Linked DNA regions of Mus musculus: all the other regions are linked to region 3. The links are chromatin loops, found by intact Hi-C in ENCODE. Cell type or tissue: left cerebral cortex. All regions are shown on one strand. Links, peaks and the distances in the headings refer to the core of each region. The heading gives the core; the rest is flanking DNA.

What was found. Hi-C counts contacts between places; a loop is a spot of excess contacts. Peaks named below come from ENCODE experiments on the same cell type or tissue, not always from the same donor. Only the 100,000 strongest peaks of a DNase experiment are listed, where the experiment ranks them.
Region 1: a loop joins it to region 3, with 2.3 times the contacts of the local background. A loop is called at or near these places in 2 of 42 quality-filtered maps.
Region 2: it touches region 3 in a loop (2.2-fold over the local background); 2 of 42 quality-filtered maps call a loop at or near these places.

What each region holds. Positions count from the first base shown.
Region 1 is chr10:114,798,419-114,806,538 of GRCm38, forward strand. Trhde (TRH-degrading enzyme) reads right to left here and starts at 3,884. Exons shown (of 19, transcript NM_146241.3): 1 at 2,101-3,884. The coding sequence starts at 3,005. Gm15723 (predicted gene 15723) reads left to right here and starts at 3,308. Exons shown (of 2, transcript NR_155864.1): 1 at 3,308-3,845. In left cerebral cortex, for the core only: a CTCF peak has its summit at 4,197; DNase peaks (open chromatin) are centred at 2,109, 2,299, 2,672, 3,307 and 5 more places; H3K4me3 peaks cover 3,918 bases; H3K27ac peaks cover 2,541 bases.
Region 2 is chr10:114,951,746-114,959,865 of GRCm38, forward strand. It overlaps Gm31267 (a long non-coding RNA gene), which reads left to right. Exons shown (of 4, transcript XR_380812.4): 4 at 33-360. Among named protein-coding and RNA genes, the nearest start is that of Gm31267, 7.9 kb to the left of the region's middle. In left cerebral cortex, for the core only: a CTCF peak has its summit at 4,551; DNase peaks (open chromatin) are centred at 2,924, 4,057 and 4,690.
Region 3 is chr10:114,867,858-114,875,977 of GRCm38, forward strand. The region is part of intron 2 of Gm40767 (a long non-coding RNA gene); the gene reads right to left. Gm31182 (a long non-coding RNA gene) reads left to right here and starts at 8,031. Exons shown (of 3, transcript XR_872049.3): 1 at 8,031-8,120. In left cerebral cortex, for the core only: no CTCF peak of the experiment used is centred there; DNase peaks (open chromatin) are centred at 3,571 and 6,052; H3K27ac peaks cover 870 bases.

The sequences.
Region 1 (8,120 bases), core at 1,757-6,756, 69 kb before region 3:
AACATCTGGTCGTTTTTAGAGTCCTCTTAATTTGAAAGCACTGACCAAAACAAGCTGAGTTCTGCCAAATACATCTTGGCATGGTTTAAGAAAAAGAAGAAAAAGAAGAAAAAAAGAAAACAGGATTTAAGAGGGAGTATTTTTCTCACAACAGTAAGATTTATGGGTGACGATGTAAAACTTCCTCTATTGACATTTTGACATGACGAACCTGTTTCCAAGCACAGTATGCAAACCTACCTCTTGTGCCTTTTCTGCATGTTTTATATAATTTGGGGGCTTAAAAATATTTTTTTAATCTGTGTTAGAGAAAGTGGTGGCAAAGGGTTTAAATTATCCATACACAGTCTTGGGTGTTAGGAAATGAATGAGTTATGTATTAGCTCACAGGAAGCTGTATCTATCACACTACTACTAACACATGGAGGGGTCGTGTGAGGTGACTTCACAGCCACTCAATAAATAATAAAACTTTTGTCCACTTCCACACTACAATGAGATTTTTTCCCAGTCTCTGCCACAATCACTGTTTCTGAGAGTCTCTAAGTACCTTGAGCTGTGGTGCAGGGCTGGGCAAGCCAAAGTTCAAGTTCCCATTCTCTGACAACAGTCTGTTGACCTCAGGTGCCCTGGGCTGCTCTGAGCCTTAGCTTCCTGCTGTTAAGGGACTCAGTGTCAAAGGAAGCTCTACCTCTTACTAATCATCATGCTACCTATAGGTGATGGTTTCATTTATGACTTCAATCTGGTTGTTTGTCTGCCTTATAGTCATTTAATTAAGCGAAGTTATTTTAAATGCAATGAAAACAAAATTCATTCATTCATTCATTCATTCATTCATACATTCATTCAACCGGCTTACTACCGCAGGACACGCACTTGAACTTTGAAGCGCTCTAAGGCAGGCTTGGTTTTGGGTGATGTGCTTTTCAAGACCATATTAATCGATCCTATAATGGAGAGAGTAATACTATTATTATCACTGAGTTAGAATTTAATATATGAGCTCTGGGGCCAAATTATCTGGGTCTCACTTGGGGATCTATGTCAAATGATGACTTTCCAGAGCTTCTATTTTCCCACCTGTAACATAGAGTGGTGCCGGCTGCATGAACCCCATAAGGACCAAGTAGAATGTAGTTCACCAGAAGTGGGCGAGCAGTCAGGACTAGAAGCACCTATCAATCATGGGCTAGAATCATCAACTTCGACCCTTTCCTCAAACTTTCACAACTATCAGAACTGTGGCGCAACCTGGACACAGAATTGTTGGTTCTGAAGTCCCAGTCTTTCAAAAAGCAACTAGGAGGCAGTCCAAATCTAACTCAGCAAAGGCATTGGAGACTAACTGCAAGCTTTCCCTCCCTTCTGGGTGTAGTCACTTCTGTTGGTAGCAGCTGAGGAATCAAATGGAGCCAGGAACTCTCAGGAGAGATCAAAGTGCCTCAGAGGTCCCTCTCTCTGATTCTGATCATCGCAACCACCACTCCAGCCCCCAGCCCCCAGCCCCTGCCCCTGCCCCTGCCAACCTTTCCTTGCAAGTTCTCTTTGTGCTCAAAATCTCAGCTTGCAATTTGGGAAAACTTTACAAAGCCAAAGCCGGGGCTTGTTCTGAATCTCCCATAGTCAAGGGAGGTGGGCTTGTGAAGGGGAGGGGGCGTGTCTGACTTCACCTGAGAGCTGGGTTACTCTGTTTCCTGCTCTTTGGTTATCAACTATTTCCCTCCACTGTAACCTGAGAAGTTGTTTTCTACATTTATCATCCTTTACGAACTGAACTGCAACCTTTAGAGAAACAAGCAAAAGCCCAAATGCCTGGCTTCATTACCAGTCTATAAGAGAAAGGTCCGACCTAGAGGAAAAGCAGTATTCATCTTTTGGCATTGCTGAGTTTGTGAACATAGCAAACGGTGAGAGGCCAGGCATCAGAGAGACCCCTATGGTTCGAGAGGACCATCCCACCTCACCTTGGCTTCCTTCCCTAACCCCGGGCTCCTGGATATTAGAAGCCAACTGGGTCCCGGAGGTCACCGGCGCTCACTCAGCAGTGCGAGCCGCCTGGCGGGGTGGGGCAGCACAGGGCACCGCCTCCCTCCATACCTTCTCTCCCCGTGGATCACGTAGGAGCTGCGGAAGAAGCCCAAAAGCTCGTTCTCTATCAGGGCATTGTAGATAATCTTCAGATTGTAATGCCTCTGCGCGTCCAGGGTTCTGTTCAATACCACCACCAAGACCTGCGTTTGTGGGTAGAGGAAAAAGCCTGCAACCGGGACAGCCCCGAACGCCCTGTCTTCAGCTACTTGCACCTTCTCCACCGCCACTCGGGAGGCGTGCAGTACCACGTAGCGGGTGGCGTTCCGGCACGCGATCTCCACGTTGACCTCCCCAGAGAAGGTGAAGTTCTCCATGAAAGCGGTGAGCATCAAATTGTAGTGCAGCGGCTTGAGGTGGCCGGATAGGCGCAGCTGTGTCCAGGGCTGCCACTGCTCCCGCTCTTCCTCCGACGGCGGCTGGGCAGACGGGGTCCCCGGGGTGCCCACCTCGCCGCTCTCACGCTGAGAGGATTCCCCACCCGCGTGGTGGTTGCGCCGGGCAGAACCTGGAAAGCTGCTGTTGCTGTCGCGCTCGGGGAAACCCCCGAGGCCACCGTCGGTGCCAGGCATCGCCGCGCTCGCTCCACACTCGTCGAATCGCAAGCTGAGCAGGACGGCCAGCATGGTGACAGCCAGCAGTGCCACGATGGACACGGCAAAGGCCAGCACAAGCCTCTTGTGCACTGCGATGTGGCGCTCCGTGGTGCGGGGTCTCACTCCCACCGAGTCAGCCCACGGGTCCGAGAGCCCCCTGCCGCTTGCCCGGAGCGCGGCGTCGTCTTCTCCCATGGTGGCCGCAAAGGGTGAACTGCTCTTCTCTGCCCCCTCCTCCTCCTTCTTCTTCCTCTTCTTTTTCTTCTTCTTCTTTTTCTTCTCCTCCTCTTGCTCCCCCCTCTCGCCGTCCAGGGCCATCACACCGCCTCCTCCTCTTCCCCCGCCCCCTCCGACACCCCTAGCGGGCGGGCCACCCGGGCCACCTCCAGCGCAGTCATTGGAGACCGCACGCGGGCGGAGGGCGCGACGCCGGCTGGGACCCTAGGGAGGCCAGCTCAGATTCTCTCAAGACAGACTCTGGAGGCTAGTGACGACCGAGACGACCCCCATCAGCCCCGCCTCTCTCCAGACAACAGCTGCGGATAGCCGGGCAACCAGCTCTGGGACGCGCCCCAACTTGGGAAGCGTGTCGCTCGCCGGGTGCGCGCTACTCGTCGGGCCAGCACCGGGCGCCCGGGCACACGCCGCCCCCGCCCCTGTGCGCCTGCGGCTCGCCTGTCCTCCCGGGCGCCGCACTCTACCAGGGTGGCGGCGGCGGTTGCTCTCTCCTCGGCTCGGCCAAGAGGACAGAGAGCGCTGGGGAGAGCGACTGAGTCGGGGGACAAGTTAGGGCTTCACCAGCCCCCCGCACTCTGGCAGCGTTGTTCCGTCTTCTGGGTGGGATGTGCTCGCCAAAACAGTTGCGGCGGTGGCAGCGGCGGCAGCCCGGAAGGCGCTGGAGCCTTCCACCCCGCAGTGGAAGAGGAGAGGATGGACCAGAGGACCGAGGAAAGGACTGGAGTAAGCTAGCCGGAGGAAGTCCCACGGCCGCGGAGCATCCGTCCTGAAGAAGCCTTCTCCACCCTGGACACTTTAAGCAGTGGTGGCGGTAAAAGGCGTGAGGTTGCGGACTGGGCAGCAAGCCTCCCGCGTTCCGATGATGCTCTGCCCTCCAGAGAAGACAAGTGAAGAAGTGTCCGGTCGGGGTGTCCACTTCAGGTAGATGAAGGTCTGAGCCGCGTCCCCGGGGGAAGAACTGAAGTGCGTGCGTGTGTGCCAACGCGTGTGCATGTGTGTGCGCGTGTGTGCGCGCGTGTGCGTGTATGTGTGTGTGTACACGGGCTCCGGGTGTAGATTTTGCCAAGGGTACTCCAGCTGCATTCAGGGACTGAAACTCCCGGAGAAACGGGAAGCAGAGAGAGGGAGCAAGCGAGGAGGAAGGGAAGGCAGGAGGGAGGAGAGAGGTTTAGCGACAGAGGCAGGCACTGGGAGATTAGAGAGAGCTTTTCTCCGCTCTGTCACACCAGACACCCACAGCCACAGAGGGGGTTGCTGAGCTGCCTGCAAGAGTACATTGTAAATCTTCGGCGCAACAAGCCCCGCAGTCACCCCTCTTCCGACTCCTTAGCCCTACTGCGGATTCCCCAGAGGGACCACTGGAGCCTTGGGCTATTAGCATCAAGAGCAAAGGCAGAGCCTGCTGGGGAGGCAGTGTCAGATCACACATCAAGCTCGCCAGAGGATTTAGAGGACTGTATGTAAATTGAAATAAATTCTCCAAAGCCTGGCTGCATATATTACACCAGTGTAGTGAAGCTAGGTGTGCAGTCAGAAATAATGGCTAGCAATGAACTAGTAGAGTCCTCCTCCGTAAGTAAAGACTAAAGACAAGAGAAGGATTCCCCATAGAACGCATTTTATTCTGAGATTGGGGAAAGCATTACAACATGATGCCCACAATACAATATTCAGAAACGAATGGAAGGAAAACTGAGGGTGGAGGCCCCATGACTTTGGATATTAGTAGGACAGTGTATCAATCCATACTCACGTGACTTGTCAGCGTCTTACTTCACCTAGGCACAATTCTTCTTTGCAACTCCCCTGTATCATCATGAAAAGTGTTTAAACTTCATTAGAACAGTTATGAACCCCCAGTGTACGCTAACAGCAAGAATCATCAAAGCACAGGACATATATAGCCTGCTGGCCGCCTTTGGACTCTCAGGAGTTTGTTGGAGTTCTCTCCACTAGAGTAGAGGGGGTGTGCTATCGAAACTTCAAAATGTGCTGATAGAGTTGTAACTAAAACAATGCTTAGAAAGACAGCCGCCTCGAAGGCGACAAAGAGTTAATGACTGGCTCAGTCAATTTAAAAAAAAATGAAGAAATGTCTCTTTACATGTTTCTTTTGTTTGTTTAAATCCAGATTGCATTTAAGAAATCATCACCATCATTATTTTCCAGAGAGAGAGAGAGAGAGAGAGAGAGAGAGAGAGAGAGAGAGAGAGAAAGAGAGAGACTATTAGCTTTGGGGTAGTGAAAAATAGGCTTAAAATGATATTGTTAAAGCCTGGCCAATAAGAGGAGCTCAGTTACACAACATCAACTTTAAACTGGGAGTCTTGCTTGCAGAAGTTCTTTTCCCTTCATCCCTAGCTAGGGTACTTGCTCAATACCATGCTTTCTAAATGTCCACTTGCATCATCATAAATAAGGAAGATGGGTGCCAGGGTGGGTATTTTTAAGCATGTTGTATGTGGGCCGCCAGCAACAGACCAGGGGAAATGCCACATTCTGTCCCAGTTACTTTTTTCTGCTCTGTTTTGAACCATCTTTGTTCTTGCTTTTTTTTTTTTTTTTTTTTTTTTTTCATATGGGTCTGGCTATGTGCATTTTAGGAGCTGAGAGCTGAGGGGTTAGATTGTTTCCCCAAAGTTAGGAAATACGGTTTAGCAAGGCAAAAGAGCACCTGAGACTCCAAGAGTACACCATATTCTTTAGTACTTCAGGGCTCTGGTCTAGACATTCAGGAACCCTGGCCTAAGGGACACAGATAGCTAGCAGCTTCTAGAGTGAGTCCTGCGAGTCTAAGCACCCCCTGCCTAATGAAGAAACAACCTTCTTAGGGGGTCTCTGAGGCTTTCTGTCTCTAACGTGATGTTAGTCGTGCAGGCTACAAGGCCATTACTTTCCAAGAACTCATGAAGATTACTGTTAGGTAACTCTCAAAACCATTGCAATGAAAAGAAAAGAAAAGAAAAGAAAAGAAAAGAAAAGAAAAGAAAAGAAAGGAAAGGAAAGGAAAGGAAAGGAAAGGAAAGGAAAGGAAAGGAAAGGAAAGGAAAAGAAAAGAAAAGAAAAGAAAAGAAAGAAAAGAGGAAAAAAAAAGCAGATCACTTACTGATTAGAAATGTTTGTCCTGACTGATTAAATTAGCAAATGGATTGTTTTTGAGACACAAATGAAGCAAATTCAAGTTTATTAACATGAAGTGGGCACAACTTATTAGCTTATTGATTCCCGTTTTGTGTGGCTTTACCCAATAAACTGAGTATCAAAGATCAAGTAAGTAAATATGTGTTTCTCTCCTGTTAATATAAAGTGAATTTTTTCTCCTTTTGTGACGTCTGAAAGTGTAAAGAACCCGAGAAAGATGCATTGGTGGAATAAAGTTTTATATTATCTTCCAAGAAAATGTTCACCCTACTGCAAACCAAAACCAGCAGAGAACAGGCAAAGTTTCAGGTTGTGAACCTAAGAGGAATATTGAAGGAATTAACCACAAACACTTGGTTTAAAAGTTGTCATTAGCATTTAAGTCCCTTGATTAGAGAAAGGTTTGGCTACTGTGATGCTACAATCAGGCTGTGTTCTTCACAAGGGAGGCACCTTCTCAGTGTCTGACACTTAGCAAGAACCATTTATTTGTTGTGAGAAAGTCATGCTGGTTTTTTTTTTTCTTTAACTAATAAATGTCATTAAAATGTTGTCCATATTAGGTCTGGGGACTTGTAAAAGCGAATATAATCTGAATGTTTAAAAGTCATGAAGTCCACCAGAAGTTGATTTTAATCAAATCTACACTCCGATCCTGTCGATAATCAAAATGAACTGTCTTGCAGGGAGCGATGGTCTGTGCTCCTTGGTTGTTTAAACTTGCACTGCCTTTTGTCCCCACACTGATTTGCATGAACATGCACAACTTGAGTGCCCTTGCATACTCCATCTCTGAAAGTGTGATTAGCTTCTTCATGTCCAGAAACTGTGTGGCTCAGAAGAAAGAGCTACGTCCCCACTCAACCCTCCCAACCTTTTGTGATCCTATTCCACTTACTTAATCAACTCAGTTTCTTGATGTGTTAATATCAGAGGGCTCGAGGAAGTACCTTTCAGCCCTCGGGAGCTAATTTCCTCATTTTGCCAAGAGGTTTTTAATCTTCTCCATGAAAGACAAACAAAATTTGAGCTGGGGAGACAAGCTCAATCAGTAATGTGGCCTACTTTGCAAACACTAAGACCTAAGTTGGATCCCCAGGACCTATTTTAGCTGGGCATAGTAGCACATACTTGCAAATTACAATACTGAAGAAGCAGAGGTGAGGAAGTTCAGGGCCTGTCTGGCCATTCAGCCTGGCCTCTTACTTGGCAAGCTCTTGGGCAATGAGAAACATTCTCCAAAAAATAAAAATAAATAAATAAATAAATAAATAAATAAATAAAAAATAGGTGAATCGTGTTTGAAGAACAGTGCCTAAAGTAAACCTCTGGCCTCCACACACATGCACACACATGTTCACATGAACATGAACACACACATACATACACACACGAAAAAAATTCAACTTAAAAATTTAAGGAGGAAAATGACATTGTAAGAACTGTACTGGCTAATGCACAGGAGACTGTAAACCAAGCAAGCCGCTACACTGGTAGTCAAAAAGACTGGCGTGCTTAGGCCTGCAATCCTTTTCTGAAGACCACAGGCAGCTAAAAGACCCTTGCTGACAGTCCAAGGCAGAAATCTCTGCTCCCCAGCTGTAGTGGCGCCCCCATGTGGCAGCAGAAAAACAGCATCTTAAAATCCAAAATAGTGATAATTTGATGAAAATCTTCAACTCTGCAAATCCCTGTTACATCAAAGTTCTTGGTAATTCTCTATTCCACAATTTAAATTTTTCATAACATTTGACCTGAGTCTTTTATAAAGAGTTTCATCCAAAAAAAAAAAGGGTTGCCTTTTCTATTAGAATCTTCCTCCTGAACTTGAAGATAAAAGACAGAATATTTAAGGAAGTTTCTGTTTTCCAACTAAAATTGATACCTTGATTTAACTGTCGGCTGTCTGACTTCTAAGGCATCAGACTGGATGGAAGTGTTATGTGAATCTGAATATGTCTTTTTAAACTGCCTGAAAACTGCTGAAGTTGTTTTTTTTATAAACCGCCTAAAGTACCAATATATTAGCACAGATTGTAAGTCCTCAGGAAGTCA
Region 2 (8,120 bases), core at 1,757-6,756, 85 kb after region 3:
CTTTTAACTGAAAATTTCCTTTTTCTTTACAGCTGAGTAGTGTTCCATTGTATATATGTGCATCGATTCATCCATGGAAGAACATTCAGGTTTGCCTCTCCCAGGCAGGAACCCCCTTATTGGTTATCCAATACAAGTCATCAGCCTTGATACCATTTACAAAACAAACTCGGCAGACTGTATTAATCTATTTATGTATGTATGTATGTATATCAAAGAGAAAAGCTATCAACTTGAGGGCGGTGCCATGGGAGGGGTTGGAGGGAGCAAAGGAGGGGGAAAACCGGTGTGATTCTGTTTCAATTAAAATATATTTTTTAAAAACTTAAAAAACAAAACGCATAAGGAGCTGTTTCCTTAGTACAAACCCACAGAGCAGTGCACTGGGTGGGAAGACTCTTGGTGCTTTATCAACTTCAGGTGCCCGTACCCAGATGCCCCCAGCCTCAGAAAGGCTCTGTGCTGCCATCTTCGGGAATGGAATCTCTCTCTGAACCATCTCAGGTCCTCCTTGGCTGGTATCCAATGGAGGAAAACTCAATAATACTAGTGATAACATTCACCCCAAATCAGCCTTAAGAGGTCTGGCTTCCCCCAAATGCCCCCCTAATCTCTACCTGAATAATGGCTCTGGTCCCAGAACTGCTGTTATCAATCTCCCTCCCAGCTGTGGTTCACCATTTTTGCCCCAGAACGATGAAACTTGTAGTAACAAGAGCTCAACAAAGAATCACGTTAAAACATCTGTTTTCTTTACAAGATCCACATAAGTAAATTCCTCACAGTTATGGTCTTCATGTGTGTCATATTAATGACCCCCTAAAATGAAGAATGGAGAGAGAGACTGATCTTGTTCAACCCCTTTTAAATATAGAAAATTGGAGCTAGGGACTCTGTAACAGTGGGAGAAAATCCACCAAGCTAAATGTCACCCCTTATCTAAATATACATCTGCACATCTGTAAGAAAATTTTCCTTCGCACAGACATCCCCTGACAGTAGAGTGTGAAGGTACCAAGAAGTCTTATTGCTACGCTGCTTGTCTGGAGCACAGTGAATGTTAACCTTTGAAATTTTTCCATGGGCTGGGGCTATGACTAAGAGTATTTGTACCACAATCAGTCATGTGCTAGGAACATAGTCCATGAAATCATTTTATTTCTTTCTTCTCAGTTTTTAATCCATTCTTGGGGTCAATGAAATAGTGGAATCACTGACTCCATTCCCTGAAACTTTGAGCACACCTACCTCTATTTCTTATCATTTCAAAGGAGTCTATTTAATTGTAAATTACGAGTTCTATGAAGAGAGCTTTATCGTGTTTCCCATTTGCAGTTGTTTACATTTTGCTATCAATATTTTCCCACCAATATGCCATTCAGAGGCTGTTATGCTGACACTAATGCTAATGGTTGTATCATGCTTCTGTTCCGCTACAGTGCATGTTTTTTAAAAAAGCATAAAGAGCCCATTTTGCAGATGTTCATACAGCCTCATAGCACAGTGCTGCTTATAGCCTGCGCAGAAAATACGCCGAGACATCCTGTCTCCTGAAGCCAGTTGCAATTCAGAATTATCTGAATTAATTGAAACCCGGCTCCATCAGTACATATTCATGATCCAGATGAAAGATGAGATCGGGAAGTCCTGTCCATGCAAATGAACAGCATGCCTACAGCATCAACCGAGTCAAGGAGCAAAAGCAGAACAGATGTCTCCGGAAAGAATGAGCCCCAAGATCACCATTACTGAACTGCCCAGTGTCGGCGTTTCGGTGGTGATCACAAAGAGAGGGGTTGTAAAAAGTCAGAGCCACAGGGGCCGCACATCTGTCCCAGTAGCATAACTCAGCCTGAGACCTGGATGGGAGCCTGACAGCTTGCTCCTAAAGGGAGACGAATACTCCGTGGGCGCAGCACAAACTTAATCTCCTTGGAGTTCGGCACTAAGTCTAGAGAACACTACTTATTGATCTCATCTCACAACAAGGCACTTGCGTTTTATCACCAGTAAATAGCCCTTGTGAGTCTTTTCGGGATTCGGGGCAGCAGAGATAAGAGCACATTTTCCTCCGCTCTTTTTATTTAAAAATAATTTGTAGGTGGAAGCAATACACATAGTGAGGAAACCAGAGAAGCAGAGGGACTGAGAAAACAGGTACAGGGTGAGCAAAGCTGCCAATCACAACAGAGCCTTATCCCTGGTATTGATCGAAGATGAGACCTAGGGCCAGCTTCATCTCGTTCTGTCAGTGTCACCAATGGGGAGAGCAGGCTGCAGAAGCTGGCATCATACCTCATGGGGTCCTGCAGAACTCATAATGAACTGAAGTGTGCTTCAAACAAGGGGACTGTGCCGCGGCACTGGCAACAACATGACAATTTAATAATAAACAGAAGAGAATCAACAAAGCTGAAGAGCCCACGGAGACCTGGCCTCTCTGATTATGCCTCTGGAAAACGGCACTCCGGTGCCAATTTCAAGGAACTGAAGTAAGGTCCAAAACCCCACAAACCTTGGGCTCACTGCCAGTCTTCATCTGGTTTATCCTGGGGCTTTGTGTGTTTTTGCACTCATGTTCACGTCCTTTTCTTTTCTTTTCTTTTCTCTTCTCTTCTCTTCTCTTCTCTTCTCTTCTCTTCTCTTCTCTTCTCTTCTCTTCTCTTCTCTTCTCTCCTCTCCTCTCCTCTCCTCTCCTCTCCTCTCCTCTCCTCTCCTCTCTTTTCCTTTCCTTTCCTTTTCTTTTCTTTTCCTTTTTATGCTAGTTTGCATGTTGCAGTGATTAATTTTAAAGCTCACATATATATCCAACGTAGAGCGAGTATAGCCATCCTAGTGTTGAATGACATATCGCCATTGTGGTGGCTTGAAGCCATAAAGGCTGCATCACAATAACGATTAGTCATCCCTTTCCTCAGTTGTTTATCTAGAATTATGCAAATCATGCAACAGAATGGAACTGGACAGCAGAAATCAGTCTCCCACCCTCTCCTCTACACCCACCCCTACACCCACCCCACCCCCAAACTTTGAAGATAGCTGGATTTAGAAGTGCAGGATGTGACTGGGCCAGATAAAACCAACACTGAACGGAAAGGGAACACAAAAATCTTCATATTTGAGTTTTTCTTTCTTTTCTATTTTATGGGCATAAGAATAGAACCAAAATTGGTGGAGTCTATAGCTTATGCAACTCAGGAGCTCTTTTGAAGATAAAGATAGACAATCTTTTCCCCAGAATTTATATTCACGATATCACTATGCTATGTAGGACCCCTCTCAGAATGTAGGTAGAGTCCTTGAAAGTAAGATGACATGATGCTTAAAGAAAGGCTACCCTTCTTCCTATGTCACACGGACAGCCTGATTGCTTTTTTTCTCTCCTAGAGATCTTGTCTATTTCCCATAATCCTCTAGTGTTTGCTTCCCACGATCTTTTCCTTAAGCCTGGACAATACATAAATTCTGGAAATATCTCAGAAGACACAGTTTGGAGCACATTCCTAACAGGAACTAGTCTTATTTCCCAAAATCCTTCTAGAGATCTTGCCTATTTCCCATAATCCTCTAGTGCTTACTTCCCACGATCTTTTCCTTAAGCCTGGACAATACATAAATTCTGGAAATATCTCAGAAGACACAGTTTGGAGGACATTCCTAACAGGAACTAGTCCTCTCCAGAAAATTCTAAGATACGCACCCCAGAGCAAGGAGCAAGAAAGATCAAGGACAATAAAATTCTTTGCTTGGTCTGAATTCTCAAATTTGGCTTATTCATCCAATCCCACAGGGAAAAATAATCAGAGATCAGCAGGCCGAGGAACAGTTAAAGAAAGCTGTCAGTTCTGTCACAAGGTATTCATGTTTATTCCTAAGGAAGATCTGACCAAGGACCTTAGAAACTTTAATTTTAATTAGAGCAAGAGGTGAATTAACAACTCTAGCTGCCAGCACAAACAAAGGCCCAGAGAAACCTCACTTGATCTCACAGTCAGCAATATCACCTATCTCCAGTGTGTGCTATCTCTCTGCATATAGAACAGACACCCAGGGACAGTGGAGGAGGAGGAGGTGGAGGAAGACACAGCTACTGCCAACAAAAGGATGCTGCAGTTTTAGCAGTCTGAGCAGTGATCCTAGACCAGGGCCAACCAAGACAGGAAGGTAGTTCACTACTGCATTAAACACACACACACACACACACACACACACACACACACACACATATATATATATTACAAGAAACTTATGAGTGTAGGTTTAATATATATGTGTATATGCATATATGCATATATGTATATATTTATGTGTGCATGTATATATATATATATGTTTAAATATGTATAAATGTATACACATATGCATACATATAAGTGAATACATATATATGTATAAACATATGTGTATATATATATACATATATATTAAACCTAGGTTCATAAGGTTCTCCTAAAAATTTTTAAAAATCTACACTCATTTCAGTATAGGTGGGGAGATACCAGCTTTTGAAATGTAGCAAGGAGCCCCTAGTGGCTCAGCTCTGGCCTTCTCTATAAGAGCATCTACATCACAAGTTCGGCATAAAAGCTATGATGTCAATACAATTTTAGCACACATTAAAATTCAACCAACAGATATTAAAATAACCTAGTATAGTGGGAAACTGGGGAGTTGTTTGATGTTCTAGCGCAAGTAGCCTAAATTAGCCGTCCCGGGCTCCTAGCACCCTCCTCAACTGCCTTCCACTTTCCCAAGCCTGCCACCCAGTGCTTCCTCTGCCCCTGTTAATTCCTGCTTACCCACAGTCCCCAAGTTGTCAGACCATGTCGGCTCTCCCTCTGAAATCTCCCTAAGTTTGCCCTCTCCTTCCTACTTCCGTTTTTTATTAGGGCTCCTTCAGTTCACTTCTCTCTAGTTTATGCCATTAGCCTCCCAGTCACATCTCTAATCCACCTTCAAATTCTCAAGATCTGTTTCCTGAAGTACAAGTCTATTTTCGTTGCTACTGTACGTATATTACAAAAATGTTCACGATCTCCCCATTCCATAAAAATAAAAGATAAAAAGGAAAAAAAAATTCCACTCTCTTTCTTGTGGTCCCCACCTCCGTGGAGACCAGCCTGTCCCTGGTCCTCTCTACTCCAGGCATATGAGACTCTTTCCCGTTTACTTCGGGCTCTTGCCCACATGCTATCTGCTTGGAAACCTGGTTTTGTCATCAAGATCAGAGTTCAAGAGGTTATGGGTGTAGCTCAGTGGGTCACATGCTTACCTGGCATACACGACAAATACTGAGTGTTCAGGTTCAATGCCTGTAAGCCCAGCCCTAGAGAGTTAGAGGCAAGAAAATCACATGTGCAAGATAAACTTCAGCTCCACAAGTTCGAGGCCAGCCTGGGATATTTTGGGACCCTGTCTCTAGAGAGAGGGAGGAGAGAAGAAGTGAAACAGGGAGGGAGGGAGGGAGGGAGGGAGGGAGGGAGGGAGGGAGGGAGGGAGGGAGGGAGGGAAGGAGAGAGGGAGGGAAGGAGGGAGGGAGGGAAGGAGGGAGGGAGGGAAGGAGGGAGGGAGGGAAGGAGGGAGGGAGGGAAGGAGGGAGGGAGGGAGGGAGGGACGGAGGGAGGGAGGGACGGAGGGAGGGAGGGAGGGAGGGAGGGAGGGAAGATTCAGTTCAAATGTCATTTTTTTCCCATGAAATTTCCTCTGACTCACCCTCCGCTGGGCTGAATGGCTATTTTCTTCCTTGAGGCTCTGTTGTGAAACTTTCAGTCTCCTTAAAATAAAATTATTGATGTTCTCATCTCTGCTCATTAGGGTTTATTCATCTCTGTCTCTCTAGCACCCAGCAGAGAACCGACATGCCAATGCATTTCATAAAAACTGGAAATAAATAACCCCCCCAACATAAAATATTGGAGCAAGAACAGACTCAGAGCTGAGAGTTCGCTCCTTATTTATTTAATTCTCCTGCCACAACAACTTTTAGAATACTGACTGGTATACAAGAGTCTATGGGGAGGCCAGATTCACACATAAACTTTCCAGAGCCCCAGAAAAGGGAAGTGCTTTTATCAAGGAGACTGTAGTAATTGTGTTTGTTGGGGGTTGGGGAGGACCCCACTTTCACTTTGTATGTCCTGTCGGGTATGCAAAAAATATCTTTAAAAAAACAAAGCAAAACCATGTCTCCTGGGGTTTGGAGGACTCTCTGTCTTTCAGAGTTAGGCGATGCTATCAGCCTTCAGAGCCCTTGTTGGCTGTGCCAGGCCAGCTCTTTCCTTCAGGTATTCTTAATTACCGGGGACTACTACAGAAAGGCAGCTAGCTGCACCAGTCTCCAGCAGGCAAGCCAGCAGGTTTACCATATTCCCCCTTTCAATTAGACAGTCCCAGCTAGTTGGAAACTGCAAGCTGGAAAAGTTCCAACAGAGCACTTCCCGGAGGATCATTCTTATTGTTAAATTACCCTTCCCTGAGACACTGATTCTATATCATCACAGGGTAACAATAAAAGGAGTCAAATTCCTTTTTACACAAATGATCTGCAAATAAGCCCTGTGGTCGGCTGTATTATTGTTCTTGATGATCCAGGACTCTATTCTCAGGGACAGGATTATCCATTCCCACCCATTGATGTGTAACCTGTTGAGCATCCTCTCAGGGATGGGGTATTTTTCCTCCTTATTTTGCTGATGGTAACTTAGAAGCTTGAAAACTCATTATAAAGTTCCACCAGACCTGAATTCGGACCCTGGAAGGATTAGAACAAGTATATTCCAGGAGAGATGTTACCAACAGCCAATGTATAAATGATGCTTAATGGTCATTTGTAACTGTAACACCACGGGCAGTTGACACAAAAGCAACCTAAACATTTCTATGCAAATGTATGAAAAACGCTTTATGTGCAAGGTGATTTGAATCTGTAAAGGAAGAGCTATGTTCCCACAGGATTTATATCTTGTAGGATATAGTAAAGAAGAAGATAACTTCCAAAAGAGGAAATCTATTAACTAATAAGTTATAAAATATTCAGCTTTGCTATCAACTTAAACATTAAATGAGTATAATATAATTTTGGTAAATTTAAAACATATATATTAAGTAGTAGAAGATATAGCACACAAAGCATTGGACATTTGGGAAAACAACTTGGTGGTAAATATTTAAAGCTATAAATTCTCTCTCTCTCTCTCTCTCTCTCTCTCTCTCTCTCTCTCTCTCTCTCTCTCTCTCGTGTGTGTGTGTGTGTGTGTGTGTGTGTGTGTGTGTGTGTGATCTGTCTGTGTCTCTGTGTGTTGCATGCATGGAGGTATACAAGTGTGCCCACCTGTGATGTTCACAATATGCATGTAAGTATATTGACGCCAAATCACATATCAAACAGCATCTGTTATCCTTGGCATTGCTCTGAGATGATTCAGGGTCTGTTGCTGAATGGGAGGCTCATTACTTCATCTAGGCTAGACGACCAGCACGTTCTAGGATCTGCCTGTCTCTGATCCCAATGCTGGGTGGGAGAGATTCAAACTCGAGTCCTCGTGCTTGTACCACAAGCACACTTACCCACTGAGACATCTCCCTGACACCGCAGAATCTCATTTCACCAAAATGCTTTCCAAAATGGCTTTGCCAACTTATGATTCATAAGCAGTGCATAAAGGCTGCACTCTCTCCTTACTTTCTCCGATACTTGTTTTTGTCTTACTTTTTATGTTCTTGCTACTGGCATTAAGTTTTTTTCTCATATAAGTTTATACCTTTCAGTTAATAGGAACATTGAAATATTTTATATACTAACTAGTAAGTGCTCTATCCATTTGTCATAGCCTTTCCCTGGCTTTTTGCATTATTTTACAACCATTTTCTCCCACTCTGTAACTCAGCTATTCATTTTTGATGATGTTCAATAGACATAGAACTGATTTTAATATAGACAAAGCTACTGGGATTGCCTATGATGTTTGTATGCTTGCTTGCTTTACCTCAGTTAGCAAATCCATATCCCAAAGAAACCGTGATATTCTCCCACAAAGACATATTTGTTTCATTTACCTGGAGACTGTATGCTAAATAATCATAATTTTCCTTTTAATATTAGCCTCCTTATTGGTCTCAAT
Region 3 (8,120 bases), core at 1,054-6,053:
GCACCTCACATTAGAGCTAGCCATGGTGCTGTGGGTGCCAGAGAGCTGGTGGGCTGCCTAACTCAGCTTCTACTCAGGTCCAGATCCAAGGCTTTGAATTGTCCCACCACAATATCTTCCTAATCTATGAACTCTGGATCATGTGAAGGGACTAGCCCTACAGAACCAAAGCTGCAAGGATCTCCATGACACAGAGCAACAACAAGATATCTGAAAGGAGTCCCAGCGAGGATCCAGTATTGACAGTGTAGCAGAAAACAGAGACCTCAAACCAAACCAAGGACTCACTGCAATGAACATTTGCAGTACAGATGTTTCCCCAAAAGGGTATATGGTGTGATACACTGTAACATACCGCAGATTCCACAGAGAGGTGCTTTTTTTGTTTGCTTTTGGGAGAAGGTAGTTGCAATGGTGGAGGGCAGATACAAAGGAACTGGGAGATGAGTGGGACTGGGATGCATAACAGGAAATTCACAAAGAGTCAAAAGTAATATTAAAATGTATAATATACAATTAGCCTACTAGAAGATGGAACAGGTAATGAAACTACTGATAACATTCAAAAGTCACTTTAATATTTTAGACAATTTACAGAAATACATATGTTTCAACTACTCACAAGTGTAAAACCACATCCTGTACACTCACTCAAGAAATTTTATTAATTATTTGTTTGTTGTTATCTAAGTAGCTTACAATGACAAACCATGGAAATTAAGAAGATACCATATTCTTCTAAGGATACATTTTATGAAGACATAGGACACATTACTGTATCTAAAGGATAATCTCTCCCATACAATTACAGTGAACATACTGTAGACCAATTATGTTAGAGCCAAATTTCATTTGAAATACACATTTTTAAGTTACCAAATCCAGTCAGTTGGTGACACGGAGCAAACTGCTCCACAGAGGAGGTGAGATGAGAGGAGAAGGAGTCAGATGATGAGGATGTATACAGAGATGAGAGACTATGACTCGTGAGAGCAACTTGAACCACAAGACTTCCTGTCCCAGCATGCCCATCATTCCTGGTTCCATTCCCATCATCCTTTCTCAGTTACCCATCATCTGCAAAGCCCCAGGGCTTGTTAATGACTTCCCATCTTCAATCAACTCATAGTCAGGGGAAGGAGTAGCAAATAGCATTTTTAGAGAAACCTATACCATTCTTTTAGTCTATAACATCTAATTGCTAAGTAACCAGTTATTTTGTACCATGGGGGGGAGGATTGTTTTTAAAACATTTTTTGTTTCTATATTTACAAATAAAGAACCAATGAGGAGAAAGGCCAGAACTTATGGATCATAACGTTAGAATGCACAAAGCATTCTATGCCATTTCATCAACCTGCTGAACACAGGTCAAAAATTAGACTATACACTTCATGGATCCAACACAAAGAAGGAAATATGGTGTGATACATGACTAATTGTAGCATTCAGAAAAACTAGAGTTTCCAATAAAGACTCAGAAACAAATATATCCTATGAGTTTATATTAAAGGATGTGGTGAAGTGTCTTCAATATTATGTTTGAGAATAAGCAGTATTAAGTTTCAGGAAAGCTAATGATTTGATGATTCAGCAGGAGCTCTTCTCACTGGAATGCATGGTCTAGTCTAATAAGTTTTTTAATGCCAAAATTAAAGGTGTTGTGGTCCAAAGGAGCAGAGACATGTGGATAGTATTTTAGACATTGTGAGGGGTGTTGTTGCTCTGTATGTGGACACTGGGTACAAACAGGCATTGGATGAAGATGGCCCAGCTACACATCTGTACACAACTATCCTGCTCTCAAAGGGTGCCTGCAGCCCTGTGACTTGCACCTTTTCAAGACTTCAGATACCAGGTCCATGCTTTGACATCCAATAGACGTGTTCACATCACTTGCCCAGCCTACGACTTGGGGCGTTATTTTCATATCATGCTGACAGACGAAAACAAGCTTATTTGCTTAATGCTTCAGTTTTTCCATATTGACAACTTGTGGTTTTCAGTGGTGTGCTTTCCCCACTAGGGTAGGCTTCTTCCTTTTTTCTCTGATCATTTACACCTACATGAAGGAATTACCATTTATCATTGCGCTAATTTTATGTAGGCTCCATTCTCACCTTGACTTCTAATTTCCTGTCTTATATACAGAATAGTGTCTAGCTCATTTACCTTAAATCTAAGAATTTCCTCATTATTAGTAATTATGAACATCTATTTCTTTACATCCTCTAATCATCGATGAACACTTGTATATTCAAATTTGTTATAGAATATTTTATTTTAAACATCATTTTTTATCATTTTATAGTTGGAGAATTTTATTCTTCTAGAAATCACTTGGATTGGCAGATTAAACATGTGTTCATGTGTGATATTTTATTATCTCTCTGTTTCCATTTGACAATTTTAAAGAAGGAGGCAAATACAATTTGTATGACCAAATAAGGATGGGGACAGTGACAGAACCAAAGATCATTTTCGTAGATATGGAGTGCTTGAAAGAAAATAAGCCAGCTTCTCTTTTTACTCAATAGATATCCACTTACATAGCATTTTACTGGTTCTACATCTGTGTTCTAAGTTTTGATGGTTCTATTAGGGTAATAGGTCTGTAATTTGAGTTTAAGAAACATTCATCTACAGAAAAAAGAAAGAAAAGAAAATTTGTGTCTAACTTAACAGGATTTAGAATCATCTTAGAGATGGTCTTCTATCTGGATATCCTGATTATGTTAACTCATTCGAGAAGACCAACCTCAATTGTGTAAATGGGACCATTCCCAAAAACGGCTAGAATAATGCTTCCCAGGTGTGGTTTGTCCCTGCCAAAACTCATGTTGAGGTTTAATTGAGTGTAAAAGTATTAAAGAGTAGTTGGCCCTTTAAGAGCTGTTGGGTGGTGAGGGCTCTGCCCTTCAGAAACGATTAGCGCATGTCCTGAGAGTGAGCCATTAGAAAGCGCCCACCCCATTTGTACCTTTCACTCTATGCATACGCCTATTTGCCCTTTCATTTTCTGCATGTTAAGCAGAATGATGCCTTTGTCACCTGCATGGTTGCCCAACCTTGAACTTTTCAGCTTTCATAACGCTCAGACAAAATAAAGCATCTTGTGAGTTACCTAGTCTCTGTTATTGTTAAGCCAAAGAAAGGAGACTCAGCCAAATGGTTTCTCTCCTTCCATCTTCATCTTGAGATGATGATGATGACAATACTCTCCTAGGCAAAATGGGCCTGCACCCCTTACCTTTGTATCTATTGGGGTATATATTTCTGCATGTGACAGGCATGGTCCTATGTCAAAAGCTCAGGAACAGACGGCATCTTAACTTCTGTTTTGCTTGCTTAAATATTGGCTTTTGAAGTTTCCAGATGCCACATAAGACGTGTGACTCATTAAAGACCCCATGGAGGGAAGAAGCCCTAAGCAACCTATGGGAGGAACCCAATAAAGATGTCCAGGGATCCTGCAGACCACAGCCAGCTGCTCCGGTGTCCTGCAGTCTCAGCTACAGCCACCAGCATTTGACTGCAACTGCTTGAGAGAGCATGAGCCAGACTGAACCATCTGGGCCCCCTCACAAATTCCTGACTCACAGAGACAGAGAGATAATAAAATAGGAACTGGGGGTTTTGCCACTAACAGTAGAAAATGTAACATATGGTGTTCTGGTAACCATCTTTAAAAAAAAAAAAAACCTCATCCTACTACCACTTATGAAATAATCAACCATTTCCTTGTTCATTCAACAATGGTGCTCTGTTAAATGATTCTCTATTCTTTGGTCTATTTCTGAACACTTCCCTCTGGCTACCTTAGTATAGATGTAGAGCCACCATTCGTACACAATACTGATGCAGAGCCTTATCCACACAGGACAGATATAAAGCCCCACACCCTTTCTGCGTCATTCTAAATATTGCTGTGTGCTACTTTTTCATAGAATTCCCTTTTCCAATATTGGGCCTCTTCTCTCTTATATAAATTTTAGATCTGCATGTAACGTCAAAATTAAACACTGGATTTTTATTTGAGCTTTTCTTAAGATTATTACCTTATTTAAAAATATTAAGATGTCTCGAGCGGCTTGGTACATGTTTTTTGTGCATATTTAAACTTCTGCCATGTTTTTCAGTAATTTTTCATTTTATTTCTTTATATAACTCTGGGAATTCCTTGGCAAACTTATTCTCAAGCATATTCTATTTCTGTTCCTAGTGCTATTAGATTTAATTATCCTTTCCCCAAGCACATACACACACACACATGCACACGCACACACACACACACACACACACACACACACAAACACATACCCCACTTATTTCCCCTAACAGGCATATTTCAGAAATAGTTTATTTATCATTACTTGGAGAACTCTCCGATAGTAATAGCTCTCCAACTTATTTTTTTACAAATAATCCAGATAGATATTTTGTTTCCAAGTAAATAATCGTATCTTCTGTAAATGATTATAATTTTGACGTCTATTGTACCATTTTTATGCCTTATTTTACTGGCCTGCTTTGTTCTGTTGGATAAAAGCTTCAGAAACAAAATAATCAATGGTCACACATCTTGAAAATAAAAATCAGGAGTGTTACGTTCCTGTAAAACACTTGTAGAGATGGACCTTACCTATAAGCAATTTTCACAATAAAACTTCAATGAGAGCCATACAAAAAATATCCCACAGAGAACCAACTATCTCACTGCTGACCATATGCTGAGAAGGAAACAAAAATGGAACCCTGTAGACCCAAACCCACTATAGCACTCCAAGCTACAGGATCAGCCCAGTTATCTGTCCATCAGCCAACGAATGAAGAACACATGATGGAAAAACACAAAAGAGTTATTCAGGCCTAGAAAGTGAATTTGCATCATGTGCCAGAAAAGAAAAAAAAAAAAAAAAGGATACAACTGGAGATTGTTGTGTTAAGCAAAGAAACCTGTCAGGGACATAAAAGTGTTACATGGTTTTTCTCATAGCTGGAATCTAGACCAAAAGGGGGAAATAAAACTTAAAAATGGGGACTCTTAGGAAATGGGAAAGGGAACAATGGGAGTAACAGTGGCTAATTTGATTCAATCACATTGTATGTGTGTTTAAAGTATCACAGCGAAACTCGTTATTTTGTATACTTTATATGCATTAATAACTTGGGTAAAATAGAGCAAAAAGTTTAAGAAGAGATTAGGCTGAAGAACCGCATCCTTTTATGTCTGTACATAAAAGGCCTCTGTACAGAGTTCATAACTGACTTCCATTGTCTGCTACATAAGGGCAGAGCAAGATGCCCCCAGTGAGCCGGAGTCAGCACCTTCGCCTTGGACTTCCCTTTCTCCTGAACTGTAAAGAATAACAGTCTGCTCTTTACAAGTAACCCAGTCGTGACTAACTTGGGGGAAAAAGTAGATTAAATGAATGCCCAATTATAAATTACCAAATCTACCAATAATATATTTTTTTAAATCTGTTACTTAGAAAATTCAACTGCTAGTAGTATCTGACTTACCTAAAGATCAAATCTACCAGTTACTTGGAATTTTTTCACGTTACTTCAAAGATAATCAATATACTTTTCATAAAAACCCAAGGGTCATGAACACCAAAGATAAAAATAGAAAAGAGTTTTGCAAACTATAATAAGCTATTCTTGTCACATTCATGTCTGTGGAACAGAGCATCCAACGACAAACCTTACTCGAGGAGAAGTCTGGCTAAAATCCAAAACAGTGCAACAGATTAGAGCACAGCTAGCAGTATGCTGTGTAGCTCAGTGCTAGTACACTTATCCAGCATTTACTAGGCTCTGGGTTCAGTCACCACCACCACCACAATAGTTCCAGAAAAAAAATATGCAGAAATTTGGGGGTTCTATAATATGGAGCATTGTATTATATCTCTGTATTAAACAGCATCACACAAATTTAAGTAAAATGTCACTAGAAGAAACCATTCAATAAGCTCTAAGGGAGAGGGGGAGGTGATCTTTCTGTGGGAGTTCAATGTGTGGGCAAGATTTCAACATATGAAAATAGCGCAGGCCAGAAAGTTGGACAGAGGAACCAGTGAATTCCATGGACAGAGTAGAGAGTAGAAGACCAGAATGATGCACAGAGCAGATAATCTCACACTAAAAACACAGACAAAAGAAGTTAATATGAGAAAAGAACTTCCTCTCTACCCTACTCCATCTTCAGGAATTTTCCTTGTGGTATACCCACAAAGGGTCCCAGCAATGACCTTAGACTGTATGTTTCTGTCATAGATGTCTATGTCAGGATTTCCACACGAAGGGGACACAGTCAAGCAAAATCTTCAAGAAGGAAAAACTTGCTAACAACATTCAAAACTGAGAAAGAGGTGTCTGGAAACCAGAGGCTTGGAAGAGGCTTGCTGGATAATATATTCCATGATATGAGTAAGACGTCCACTCTGCAACCTCCTGCCTCAAGGAGCACTGTCCCCATCACACGTCTTGAGTTAATCAACCAATTCTAATGTAATATGTAAAATTACAATGCCGGTGCCCCTTCAACAGTCTGTGACATTTTTGCCTGTGCCTACAAGAGTCACTCTACATTCCTAGACTTTATGAATCTTAACTTATCCCAGGTTTCCTTTGTTATTCATCTCAGCAACACTTTTCTCAGGCTTCAGTGAGAGTGGCCATCGTGTTCTGTCTTAATTAAATGCTTAATATTGTTAGTTCCTTCAACTCAGGGAATGTCTGTAAGTAAGGGCTTTTGTCGTATAGATATTTTCAACATCAGGTACATAGCATCTCAAGAGGCCCACACAGAGGGCATCAACTCAATAGCAAGATGGAAGTAGGACCATGGACTAACAGGGAAGCCGTGAGATTGAAATCCACGAGTTTGAAATGCATGAAAACAGCAGTTCTGAGCTGGCCTCTAGCAGTGGCAGGCAGCGTGGGAACATCTACAGACGCTAGTCAAGGCAGTCAGTTTTGTTTGCTTTGTTTCTGTTTCTGTTACTGTTAGTTTGCTTGGACTTCCTCATAGCAACCGTCCTATTTATGTGCTGACATCAGAGGTGGTTTACTGTCAGCCTCCAAATCCAGTGATGAAGTCACCACTAGGCGACAAGGACCTGGTTGCATCTGTTGCCATGGGAACCGCCACACACTCAAGGCTTGTGCCTTACCTGTGCAACCACCAGAATAAAAGACCCAGACTCCTTGCCCCTTCTTCTACTTTTTCCTCTTCTCTTCTTCACTCCCCCGCACCCCCAACCAAAAAACCCTCTTCTCGTGGAACTGTGGAAGCCTGGCTTGATCTGTCTGGGTAAGAGCCACTTTCTTTTTTTATTAGATATTTTTATTAGATATTTTTATTAGATATTTTTCTTTTTTTATTAGATATTTTCTTTATTTACATTTCAAATGTTATCCAGTTTCCTAGTTTCTCCTCCGAAAATCCACTATCCCCTTCCCCCTCTACCTGTTTCCCAACCCACCCACTCTTACTTCCTGGCCCAGGCATTCCCTTATACTGGAGCATATAACTTTCACAGGACCAAGGGCCTCTCCTCCCATTGATGACCAACTAGGTTATTCTCAGACTAAACCACCAATCAAAGAAAAAACATGGTGGGACTCATGGCTCTAGCTGCATATGTAGAAGAGCCGCTTTCTAACACAACAGTGTGGACTTCAAAACTAGGCATGTGACCTGTTAGAAGAAAGCTGGTCCTTTATGGTAGAAGGTATGTTATCCAGGCTGAGCCAAGGGAAATCTTTCCCTAAAAATGGCTCTCCTTGTTTGTATCTGTAGAAATATTCTGTTTTGTTTCAGATCATAAAAAAAAAAGTGTCAATCGCTACATTTAAGCTTTGAGAAAACAGAGGTATTTTCAGTTTTATTTATAGATTTATAAGGGAACAGGGCTGGGCACAAAACAGACAGTGAAAAAATATATGTAATGTGGACATGTGAACCACCTTTTTTTCCTTTTTTTTTTTTTTTTTTTTTTGGTTTCTTGAGACAGGGTTTCTCTGTGTAGCCCTGGCTGTCCTGGAACTCACTTTGTAGACCAGGCTGGCCTTGAACTCAGAAATCCACCTGCCTCTGCCTCCTGAGTGCTGGG